Linked DNA regions of Homo sapiens: region 1 is linked to region 2. Evidence: chromatin contacts called from ENCODE Hi-C or POLR2A ChIA-PET data. All regions are on one chromosome and are shown on one strand. The core of a region is the stretch at or near the end of the contact, and the rest is flanking DNA. Distances in the headings are between cores, read along the strand shown. Region 1 has its middle 10 kb from the start of MIR1237. Region 2 overlaps LOC102723878 (a long non-coding RNA gene).

The links. A loop is a pair of places that touch in the nucleus more often than their neighbours do. ChIA-PET counts read pairs that join two places held with the same protein, here RNA polymerase II (POLR2A). Pooled maps may share reads with other maps.
Region 1: a map with no recorded cell type shows a loop between it and region 2 (20-fold over the local background). The contact joins two enhancer-like sites. A Hi-C loop is called at or near these places in 2 of 37 single-sample maps with no recorded cell type and 4 of 50 pooled maps. POLR2A ChIA-PET finds 5 or more read pairs at or near these places in 10 of 52 experiments (A673, AG04449, CD4-positive, alpha-beta T cell and 7 more).

What each region holds. Positions count from the first base shown.
Region 1 is chr11:64,375,768-64,381,672 of GRCh38, forward strand. No RefSeq gene overlaps it. Among named protein-coding and RNA genes, the nearest start is that of MIR1237, 10 kb to the left of the region's middle. RefSeq lists an enhancer at 3,428-4,045. Within about 2 kb of position 3,351, at least 3 of the 41 ENCODE cell types and tissues checked have a DNase peak (open chromatin) inside an H3K27ac peak, as active enhancers do.
Region 2 is chr11:64,327,454-64,333,225 of GRCh38, forward strand. LOC102723878 (a long non-coding RNA gene) reads right to left here. Exons shown (of 4, transcript NR_188518.1): 3 at 31-83. Among named protein-coding and RNA genes, the nearest start is that of CCDC88B, 9.9 kb to the right of the region's middle. RefSeq lists enhancers at 3,581-4,103, 4,369-4,418. Within about 2 kb of position 4,523, at least 19 of the 41 ENCODE cell types and tissues checked have a DNase peak (open chromatin) inside an H3K27ac peak, as active enhancers do.

The DNA.
Region 1 (5,905 bases), core at 2,101-4,600, 47 kb after region 2:
CCATATGAACGTAGAGATTGCAAACTGGCCTGTGCCTGGCCTATAGAAACTCATTTTTGGGGCCAGCACTTTTTTTTTTTTTTTTTGAGACAGTGTTTTATTCTGTCGCCTACCCTTGAGTGTAGTGGTGCAATCTCGGCTCACTACAGCCTCAACCTTCTGGGCCCAAGTGATCCTCCCACCTCAGCCACCCAAGTAGCTGGGATTACAGGCATGCGCCACCATGCCTGGCTAATTTTTGTATTTTTGTAGAGATGGGGTTTCGCCAAGTTGCCCAGGCAGGTCTTGAACTCCTGAGCTCAAGTGATCTGCTTCCCAAAGTGTTGGGACTGCACGCATTAGCCACCGCACCTGGCCTAAGCACACGCTGTAAAATGAGGAAAAGCATATGGAATCCTAGATGTGAGGCTTTTGCTGATGAGCTGGAAGGGCTGGCCCTGGGGCAGTCTTCCTGCATGGTCTAATCAGCTGGAGCAGAATCACGCTGCCGCCACAGACAGGGCCTCTGCTTTCCAGGTTGCCGCAGTCCCCACCACTCCCTGTGGTTACACCAGCTCTGTCCTGCATTCATCCCTCTGGCCCTCTAGGCATTTGAGTTTGTGACTCTGATATAAACAGTCTCCTTCCACGGTCACTGCTGCACAAAAATGGGCTTTGTGAAATGTCAAAGATACCCCTTAAATCTTTTATTTTTGGCCAGGTGCGGTGGCTCATCCCTGTAATTCCATCACTTGGGGAGGCCGAGGCGGGTAGATCACTTGAGGTCAGGAGTTCGAGACCAACCCAGCCATGGCAAAACCCCGTCTCTACTAAAAATATAAAAATTAGCCGGGTGTGGTGGCGCAGGCCTGTAATCCCAGCTACCTGGGAGGCTGAGGGAGGGGAGTCGCTTGAACCCGGGAGGTGGAGGTTGCAGTGAGCTGAGATGGCGCCACTGCACTCCAGCCTGGGCGACAGAGCGAGATTCCATCTCAAAAAAAAAAAAATCTTTTATTTTGTTTTAAAACTTAAATTTAGTTTCTATTTGTATTTGTGAAAGACGATAAATTTGGCCGAGTGGGGTGGCTCTCTCCTATAATCCCAGCACTGTGGGAGGCCAAGGAGGGAGAATCCCTTGAGCTCAGGAGTTCCAGACTAACCTGGACACCATAGTGAGATGAGAGCTTGTCTCAAAAAAAAAAAATATATATATATATAATTCATATGATTCAAAATTCAAAGGATCCATAAAAGTACATAGTGAAAAATGTTCTTCCACATGCTGACCCTCTGCCACGTACCTTCTGTTGTTGCCAGAGGAAGCTAATGTGTTCTTGTGTAGTTTTCCAGGAATATTTATGTGTAGTCGAACAACTATATAATAATATGCATGTATAAGTAAAAATTCATATTAATTAAATGTTAATTTTAGAAAAAATCAGTAAGAGGCTGGGCACGATGGCTCACGCCTGTAATCCCAGCACTTTGGGAGGCCGAGGTGGGCGGATCAAGAGGTCAGGAGATCGAGATCATCCTGGCAAACACGGTGAAACCCTGTCTCTACTAAAAATACAAAAAATTAGCTGGGTGTGGTGGCGGGCTCCTGTAGTCCCAGCTACTCAGGAGGTTGAGGCAGGAGAATGGCGTGAACCTGGGAGGCGGAGCTTGCAGTGAGCAGAGATTGCGCCACTGCACTCTAACCTGGGCAACAGAGCGAGACTCCGTCTCAAAAAAAAAAAAAAAGAAAAAATCAGTAAATGCAAAGGAGATTTCAAAAAATCACTCGTGGCATTACTCTCCATAGATAAACTGTGTTAGTTAATATTTTGATGCATTCAATTCTTTTTTTTTTTTTTTTTTTTTGAGACAGATTCTTGCTGTGACACCCAGGCTGGAGTACAGTGGCGGTATCTCAGCTCACTGCAACCTCCCACTCCTAAGTTCGAGTGATTCTCCTGTCTCAGCCTCCCAGGTAGCTGGGATTACAGGTGCGCAACATCCCACCAGGCTAATTTTTGTATTATTAGTAGAGACGGGGTTTTACCACGTTGGCCAGGCTGGTCTCGAACTCCTGACCTCAGGTGATCCACCCGTGTTGGCCTCCCAAAGTGCCACTTACAGGCATGAGCCACTTCGCCTGGTCTGATGCATTCACTTCTAAGTTTTTCTTTGTTTTTTTTCTTTTTGAGGCAGGGTCTCACTCTGTCACCCAGGCGGGAGTGCAGTGACATGATCATAGTTCATTGCAGCTTCAACCTCCTGGGCTGAAGCAATTCTCACACCTCATTTTTTGATTTTGTTGTTGTTTTTTGTAGAGATGGAGTCTCACTATGTTGTCCAGGCTGGTCTCGAACTCCTGGGCTCAAGCAAGCCTCCCACCTCGGACTCCCAAAGTTTTGGGATTACAGGTGTGAGCCACCATGCCCGGCCTAGAATTTTCTTTATTGATACAGATTTTTAGTTAAAATGGCATCAAAATGTAAATAGGTTATTATAGCCTGTCTAAAGTCAAAAATAGATTGTGAATATCTTTCTATGTCAATGACTATATTTTACAATTATTCTTTGTAGCTGTAGGGTGCTTCATTATATGGGTATGCAATGATTTATTTAGATTGTTTCTATTTTTGGCTACAGCTCCTTGCTATTTTAAACAGTGCTGCAGTGAACATCCTTGTACCTACGTCTTTGCTCACCTGTCCAAATATTTCCTTAGGATACGTTTCCTAGAAGTGAAGTTAATAGGCTAAAGGATGTGCCGCTGCATGCACGTTTTAAAGGTCTTTGATATATGTGATCACACTGCCCTTCAGAAAGATCCTATCATTTTATATGACTTGCAGCAGCACGAGCAAGATCCAGGAAGCACTGTCTCCTTTAAAATGAAATAGCAGGCCTCGCCAGCGGAGTGTGTCCTTGCCCTCATTTTTCTTGGCGGAGCTCCTGGAGGCTGATGCAGGAGCGGAGGCTCTCCCTTTCCTGCCCTGCAGTCGCCCGCTGGGCCCGTGATGGTGGTGGAGGGTGTTGTGGACCATGAGTAGGGGACGAGGGACAGAAGTGGTGGATCTGACCTTTGTCTCTGCGGGAATGGGCTGGGGACACAGTCTGCATGGGGGAGGGAGAGAGTGATTCCAGGGATGTGCTGAAGGGTCCCCAGGGAGTGGGCATGCTTGAGGGCAGGAGAGCTGGGCGTCGGGGAAGCTTTGCAGAACCATGAACTGAGCCGCCGAGTGGCTTCATACCAGGGCTCTTCTCCCAGCTGTGCAGTCGTGACCAAAACCACTTGGGCTTGAGTCTCCGTGGCCTCTAGAGTGAAGTGCGGATGGAACAACAGCCACTGGAATTGCCGACGGGTGCACGGCCAAACGCTTGGCAAAGTGCGTGGCGCGCTGGGATTCCCCCACAAAAGGCAGTTTACCAAAAAATTATTAAGAGAACCCAGGAAAATTGAGGCCAGTTCAGGCTTGCTCAGGAAGGGACCCATGTCCAGGAAAGAGAGAGCGATGCTCTTCCCTCGCTCCCGGTCCCCCTTCCCTGGGCCACCGGCCTTTCCCTTCCGGCATCAGCCAGAGCCAAGTGTTCTGAACACTACCCCCGCCCCCACGAAAAGTGAGGACCAGATGGCGCCCCACCCTCTGAATACCTCTCAGCACGGAGTGTGAATCGCCACCGACCTGGCGTGTGTCAGTAGCTGCCTGGGAGCGGCCAGGATGGGCGTGGGAGCACACTCTTGTGTATGTGAATGTGTGCGTATGTGAGTAAATAAGTGTGTCAGTGTGAGATTGTGTGTGAGCACCTGTGTGTCTATGTGAGCGTGTGAAGACGTGTGAGTGAATATGAGGATGCTAGGGAGCATGTGAGTGCGAACTCATGAGTGCACGAGTGTGTGGGTGTATGGGAGTGTGTATGTGAGCACGTGAGTGTGAGAATGTGGATGAGTGTGGGTGTGTGTAAGCACAAGTGTGTGGGTGTGTATGCAGGTGTGTGCTGTGAGGATTGTGTTTGCATGTGTAAGTGTGAATGTGTATGAATGTATGTGAACAAAGCCTGTGTGTTTTGTGTGATTTGAGTGTATGTGTGAACATGTGTGACAGTGTGGACATATAAGTGTGAGTGTGAACAAAGCCTGAGTATGTTGTGATTGTAAGCATGTGACAGTGTGTGTGCATGAGTGTGTGAATGTGTGTAAGAATGTGTCAGTGTGTGTCAGTGTATGTATGTGTGTAAATGTGTCAATGTGTTGAGTGTATGTATGTGTGTTAGTGTGTGTCAGTGTGGCTGTGTCAGTTTGAGTGTGAGTGCACATGTGTGAGCATGTGTGTGGGTGTGAGCGTGTGTGTGTGGGTGTGTGTGTGAGCATGTCAACGCGTGGGTGTGAGCGTGTGAGTGTGGGTGTGAGCGTGTGGACGTGTGTGGGTGTGAACGCGTGTGAGTGTGTGGGTTTGAACGTGTGTGTGGGTGTGAGCGTGTGAACGTGTGCGGGTGTGAGCGTGTGTGTGTATGTGGGTGTGAGTGTGTGAGCGTGAGTGTGAGAGTGTGTGTGAGTGTGTCGCTCTCTGAGGGAAGCACACAGCGCCGTGGTAGAAGCTCTGAAGTAAACACTTCGTTCTTCAGTTGATTCCCCTCCACGGGGACCCTGTTGCCTACTGGGACTGTATTGTAGCCGGGGGATGCGGGATTCAGACCCGGCCAGGAAGGCCTGACTCTCCGCACTGGGTGGGGCCGGCCTGGAGGCTGCAGAGGGGAGCCGCGGGCAGGCACGGGGCGGCCGCTGGCCGTGAAGTGATGTGCTGGTTGACGCTGTGGGCATGTAGGGGCTGTCAGGGGAGCGGTGACAGAACCAGGGCCAGGCGGGAACTGGAATCTCCAGGGATCTTGCTTTGCCTGTGAGTGGGGAAAGAAGGGCTGTGGGGAGAAGCACCGCAGGACTAGGCTGGGGGGACTGGAGCCCGGAGGTAACCCTGAGGCTGGCTTGTGACTTCATCTCCAGGGCAGACGCAGCCTGGGATGTGTGTGGGGAGTCCCTGGCCTGCTTGGAAAGGGAAGCCCTTCCTCCCCAAAGCTGAGCCTTCCCAGAAGGGGTGCTCCGGCTCTGCTGTGGGGAAGACTCTGCCCTCCGCAGCTGCCCTCAGATGTCACTGGGGGAGGGTATCCCTAATAACTGTTGTGTAAAGTGTAAGAAGCTCAGGGCACTGACTCAGGTGTGCAAGAAAAATCACTTTTTTTTTTTTTTTTGAGATGGAGTCTTACTCTGTTGCCTAGGCTGGAGTGCAGTGGCACAATCTCAGCTCACTGTAACCTCCGCCTCCTGGGTTCAAGTGATCCTCCTGCCTCAGCCTCTCAAGTAGCTGGAATTACAAGTGTGCACCACCACACCCAGCTAATTTTTGTATTTTTAGTAGAGACGAGCTTTCACTATGTTGGCCAGGCTGGTCTCAAACTCCTGACCTCAAGTGATCTGCCCGCTTCGGCCTCCCAAAGTGCTGGGATTGCAGGTGTAAGCCACCGCCTCCCACCACTTGTTTTTAACCACTCAGCAGTGTTTCTGACATCAAGACCTTGGCTGAACTGGCAGAGAAAAAGTAGCTTCCAATTTTCCTGGTGAACTTCCTACCCTGCTCAGGGTCCTGTCACAGCGGCAGAGACCTCTGAGGGACCAGAGCAGCAAGTAGGGGCCAGGAGGGCCCCCATCATGGGTGCACACAGGAACTTCTGACACGTCCACACTCCAGTCCTTAAAGCCCACAAGATCCTTCCATGGCGCGCTCAGGGCAGGAGACCCTGGGTGAGCCACTAGTGGGCCCCCTTTTGAGAGGCCCCAGCACGGTTCCTCCCTGGGGCCTAGGCTTTCTCTTGGCAGGCTGCTGTGAGTAGAGGCAGGAATCTCTGCTCTCAGGATGCCCAAGGCTGGCTCTCCTTTTTTCTC
Region 2 (5,772 bases), core at 3,273-5,772:
GCTGCTCTGCCATTTTAAACACGTCTTTACCTTATGATCCACTGTGGCTGCTTGAGTTCCAGCCATCACATTCATCGTCCAGCCTGCAGGAAGGAGGAAATGAAGAACAGAAGATAAAAGGCCCATGCCAGCTGTCTGTCAAGAAGCTTTTTCTGGAAGCTGTCATATATCCCTTCCACTTACATCTCACTGGACAGAACTTAGTCACATGGTCATACTAGCTGCAAAGGAAGCTGAGAAGTATCAACTTCATTCCAGGGTGCCATGTGTCTAAATTAAAAATTATGAGTTTTTTTAGTCAGGGAGAGAGAGAGAAAGGATATTGGGTGGACAGCAAGCAGTGTGGCCACACAGGGATCACCTCTGAGAAGAGGGACCTTTGAGGTTCCATGCTTCCCAGGAGATGCCCACTTCCCTGCCTTTCCTGTCAGCCATGGAAGGGCATGGTTAATACGAAGCTGGCCCAGATCCACGTGTGGTCCCCTCATCTCCCCAGTGACTTCTCTCCAAGCCTCTGTCCCCATTCCCTGCAACCTTGGTCACCAAAGTCACCCTGATTCCCAATTGTGGGTCCTCCAATCTCTTCCCTTTCAGCATCTACCAGACAATGTTCCCCGCTGGGATGCCCCTGCCCAGATCACTCTAACCTTCAGGGCCCCAAGTCAGTTTCACTGCTGAGGACAACAGCCCTCTTTCCTGGTTCCCTGTCCCTTTCCTGAATTAGTTTCTGCGGGAACTGAGCCACATGGTTCGGCTTCATCAAAGATAGATTTGCCAAATTGACATACAATTCACATATCATAAAATTCAGCCTGTAAAATTGTACAAAGGCTAGACATGGTGGCTCATGCCTGTAATCCCAGCACTTTGTGGGGGTGAAGGGGGATGCTTACTTGAGTCCAGGAGTTTGAGACCAGTCTGGGCAATATAATGAGACCTTGTCTCTTTTTTTTTTTTAAAGTGTACAAGTCGGTTGTTTTCAATATATTCACCGAGTTGTGCAACCATCACCACTAAGGCACAGGCGGATCTTTTTTTTTTTTTTTTTTGAGATGGAGTCTTGCTCTGGCACAATCTCGGCTCACTGCAAGCTCCGCGTCCCGGGTTCATGCCATTCTCCTGCCTCAGCCTCCTGAGTAGCTGGGACTACAGGCGCCCGCCACCATGCCCGGCTAATTTTTTGTATTTTTAGTAGAGACGGGGTTTCACCGTGTTAGCCAGGATGGTCTCGATCTCCTGACCTCGTGATCCGCCCGCCTTGGCCTCCCAAAGGCCTCCCGGCCTTTTTTTTTTTTTTTTTTTTTTGAGACAGGGTCTCCTTCTGTCACCCAGGCTGGAGTGCAGTGGCACGATCTCGGCTCACCACCAGCCTCTACCTCCTGGGTTCAAGTGATCTTCCTGCCTCAGTCTCCCTAGTAACTGGGACTACAGGCATGAACCACCATGCTCAGATAATTTTTGATTTTTTTTGGTAGAGACAAAGTCTCTCTGTGTTGCCTGGTCTGGTCTCAAACTCCTCTGCTCAAGTGATCCTCCTGCCTTGGCCTCCCAAAGTGCTGGGATTACAAGCATGAGACACTATGCCCGACCCTAAGACAGATCTTTAATCTCAGTGACTTCTCACCAAAAGAAGCTGCTTTTCTCCTCTGAGCATTGCAATTCTCATGTCATTATGAGTGGCCCAATCAGGTGTTCAGAGGTTCCACTTGCTCACCTGTGTCTCCTCACAGTCACATAGGTATCTTCCCTTCAGTGCCTCTTTGCTGAAAATCATCTCTGCACCAGGCACTGTGCGAGGCTCTGGGGATACAGCAGTGAATATGCCGTGCATGGGCCCTGCAGGCATCAGGTACCAGGTGGGAAGGGTGTTCCAGGGGTGGGAACAGCCACTGCTAAGGTCTGCAGGCCAGGAAGATGAGGGAGGTCTGGGCTGAGCAGTGGTGAGGATGGAGATGGGATATTGCCCGCAAGCTGTGGCTCGCGTGGTTTATCTTGGTGGAGAGCTGGGTGTTTCCAGTGTTTGGCTGGGGCAGCTTCCAGCTTTGGACACACTTCTATTTTTGTTTCCTCTTGGGCTCCTTCTACAGGGCTTATTCCCAAACGCTGGAGTGCTGGGTCAAAGGGCTCCGGAGGTTTTATTGGTCTCAGGAAATTCTGAGACCGTGCTGACTTGTACGCTTTTAGAGAGTGAATTTTATGACATGTGAATTGTATGCCAATTTGGCAAATCTATCTTTGATGAAGCTGACCAGTGTGGCCCAGTTCCCACATGGAACAATTCAGGGCAGGGACAGGGAGCCAGGTGTGAGGGCTGTTGCCTCTGAGCCACCTGTGACCTGTGCTGTGTTCTCTGCTGCAGTTGCCAACTAGAGTTGAGTTTTACCTTTTGGATTTATTTTTTGCCAGTTTAATGGATGTTTAATGGCACCTCGGAGCTGTCTTTAATGTGTGTGTCTTTAATTACGAGGGCAACTGGCAGCCATGGGGCTTGGCCCTGGATTTCCACCTTGTTTCCTAATTGGATGCTGGGCTCCAGCCTTGCTGTCCCACCCGACAGCAACAAGGAGTGGAGTGGAGCCGGGTGCAGTGGCTCGCGCCTGTAATCCCAGCACTTTGGGAGGCCGAGGCGGGTGGATCACCTGAGGTCGGGAGTTCGAGACCAGCCTGACCAACATGGAGAAACCCTGTCTCTACTAAAAATACAAAATTAGCCGGTCGTAGTGGCGCTTGCCTGTAATCCCAGCTATGTGGGAGGCTGAGGCAGGAGAATTGCTTGAACCCAGGAGGCAGAGGTTGCAGTGAGCTGAGATCGAGCCACTGCACTCCAGCCTGGGTAAGAGCAAGACTCTGTCTCCAAAAACACAAAACAAAACAAAACAAAACAAAACAAAATACAAAGGAATGGAGTGGAGGAGGTGGCGGGGAGCAGGGGGTGGAGGGTGGGGTGGGGTTGTGGGTAGAGTGGGGCTGGGAGACTGCGAGCTCTTAGCGCCAGAGGAGGACTGAGATTTCAGCCTCAGCTGCCCTACTTGCCCCCATTCCCTTCTGAGCTGCACTTTCCTGGCCTCTGAAATAAGAGTTCATTTGTTCAAAAACATAAAAAAAAAAAAAAACTGCCTTCAGTATCTTGGCTCTGCCACTTCCTGGCTGTGTGGCCTTAAGCAAGTGACTTAACCTCTCTGGGCATCAATTTTTTTCATTGTAAAGTGGGGATAACCAATAGATCCTGCATTTTTTTTTTTTTTTTTTTAGATGGAGTCTCTCTGTCGCCCAGGCTGGAGTGCAGTGGCGCAATCTCGGCTCACTGCAAGCTCCATCTCCCGGGTTCACGCCGTTCTCCTGCCTCAGCCTCCCGAGTAGCTGGGACTACAGGTGCCCGCCACCGTGCCCGGCTAATTTTTTTTTTTTTTTGTATTTTTAGTAGAGACGGGATTTCACCGTGGTCTTGATCTCCTGACCTTGTGATCTGCCCACCTCGGTCTCCCAAAGTGGTGGGATTACAGGTGTGAGCCATCGCGCCCGGCCAGCTCCTGTATTTTGCAGCTGAGGAGGGGATTAAGTGATTGAGATGTGGGAAGTGCTTAGAATGGAGCCCAGCAGAGATCAGTGGGCAGCGGACATCGGTGCTCTCATGGACCCAGTGGGCTCAGCACTGCGCTCTCTGCACTGCAGTCATGGGTGAGCCCATGATGGCTTCCACTTGACAGGGGAGCAGGCAAAGCAAGCACGCGAAGGTGCCGGGTGCATGGAGTGGAACCCTGCTGTGGGAGGAGGATGGGGGCTGCTTTACAAGAGAAAGGACTTTTCTTTTCTTTTGTTTTTTGAGACAGGGTCTCACTTTGTCACCCAGGCTGGAGTGCAGTGGTGTGATCACAGCTCACTGTAGCCTTGAACTCCTGGGCTCAAGTGATCCTTCTGCCTCAGCCTCCCTTGTTGCTGGGATGACAGGTGTGCTCCATCATGTGAGGCTAATTTTTGGATTTTTTTGTAGAGATGAGGTCTCACCATGTTGTCCAAGTTGGTCTTGAACCCCTGGGCTCAAGCAATCCTCTTGCCTCAGCCTCACAAAGTGCTGGGATTACAGGTGTGAGCTACCATGCCAGGTCATGAAAGGACTTTTCTGAGAAAGGGACATTTGAGAGACCAGTATGGGATAAGGGGAAAGGGTGTGTGTGTGTGTGCGTGTGTGTGTGTGAATGTGTGTGAGCATGTGTGAATGTGTGTAAGCATGTGTGAATGTGCATGCGTGTGAGCATGTGTGAATGTGTGTGTGTAGGGAGTTGGGGAGTGTGTGACTCAGACATGTTGAGCTCCAAGTTGAGTGGTCGGCGATGCAAAGGTGCCGAGTGGGGGAGAGCGATTGAGGAACCAGCGTGGCCAGAGTGGAGGAGAGGAGGAAGGATGAGGTCAGGGTGGTGAGGCGGCACCTCTCCACGGCCTTGAAGGTCATGGTGAGCTGCTGAGTCAACTCAGGGAGAAGCCACTGGAGAGCTTTAAGCCCGGCATGGCCGTGAGCCAGGCAGTTTCTGAATGACTCCTTCAGTGCTGGGTGGATGCCCCCTGGAGGAGGATTCGTGCCTGCACCCCAGCATGGCTTGGAGGCACAGGGTGAGGCACAGCAAGTGCCCCCCTGGAGCATGGGAGTGCCCGGGGAGAACAGGAAGGGAGAGCCGGCCTGGTGTCAGGTAGTGGGGGCTGGGCCGGGCCTCACTCTACAGTAGCGGGACCCCAGGCCGCGCAGGCTGCACTCTGAGTCACGGGGCACCTGGACGGGCACTGGGCAAATGGCCCTGGGCCCCACCCTTCCTGGCTCTGGCTTCCCACTGCCTCCTGCCACCTGGGTAGCTCTTTGGGACCACTCCCCTGGGCATTACTGCTAACTCCACCTCCACTATTTCACCCTCAAGTGGTGGGTGGGGAGACGACCCCTTCTCAGACACTTGGGTGGGAAGGAGGGGGACCCCGAAGATCTAGCAACAGAGGGTCAGCTGCCCAGAAGGCTTTGGAGGCTGTTTTTTGTTTTTTGAGACTGGGGCCCTGAATTATCTGCTTAGAGAGCTGGGCCCCAGCCAGGCCGCTGGGGTGCCAGGCGGAGCTCCGGGGCTGCCTGCAGCAGGGAGAAAGCCTCACTCTGACCTGGCTCTGGTTGGCTCAGGGCTCTTGCTGGATCTGGGCCCCCACCTGCCCTGGCCTCCTTGGCTTCCCCTTCCGCCCAAACCCCAGAGCCCTCCTGCTTCTGGCCTTTGAGACTGAACCAGAGCTAGCTAAAAAATTCGAACCCAGGCCGGGAGTGGTGGCTCACACCTGTAATCCCAGCACTTTGGGAGGCTGAAGCGGGTGGATCACCTGAGAGGTCAGGGGTTCCAGACCAGCCTGCAACGTGGTGAAACCCCCGTCTCTACTAAAAATACAAAAATTAGCCAGGTGTAGTGGCGCACGCCTGTAATCCCAGCTACTCCGGAGGCTGAGACAGGAGAATCGCTTGAACCTGGGAGGCGGAGGTTGCAGTGAGCTGAGATCGCGCCATTGCACTCCAACCTGGGTGACAAGAGTGAAACTCCATCTCAAAAACCAAAATAAAACAAAACAAAAAAACCCCCAAAATTAGAGCCTATAAGAGGACTGGGAGATGGAGTCCTTCCCAGCCCCGCCTGTGTGGATGGAGAAGCCGATTCCCTGGGGAGGAGACAGAGGCTGACTGTGCTGTCCCTCTGTCTGTCTGTCTTTCTCAGCTTCTTGCCCACCTCCGGGGTCCCCATGCTGGGCAGCAGT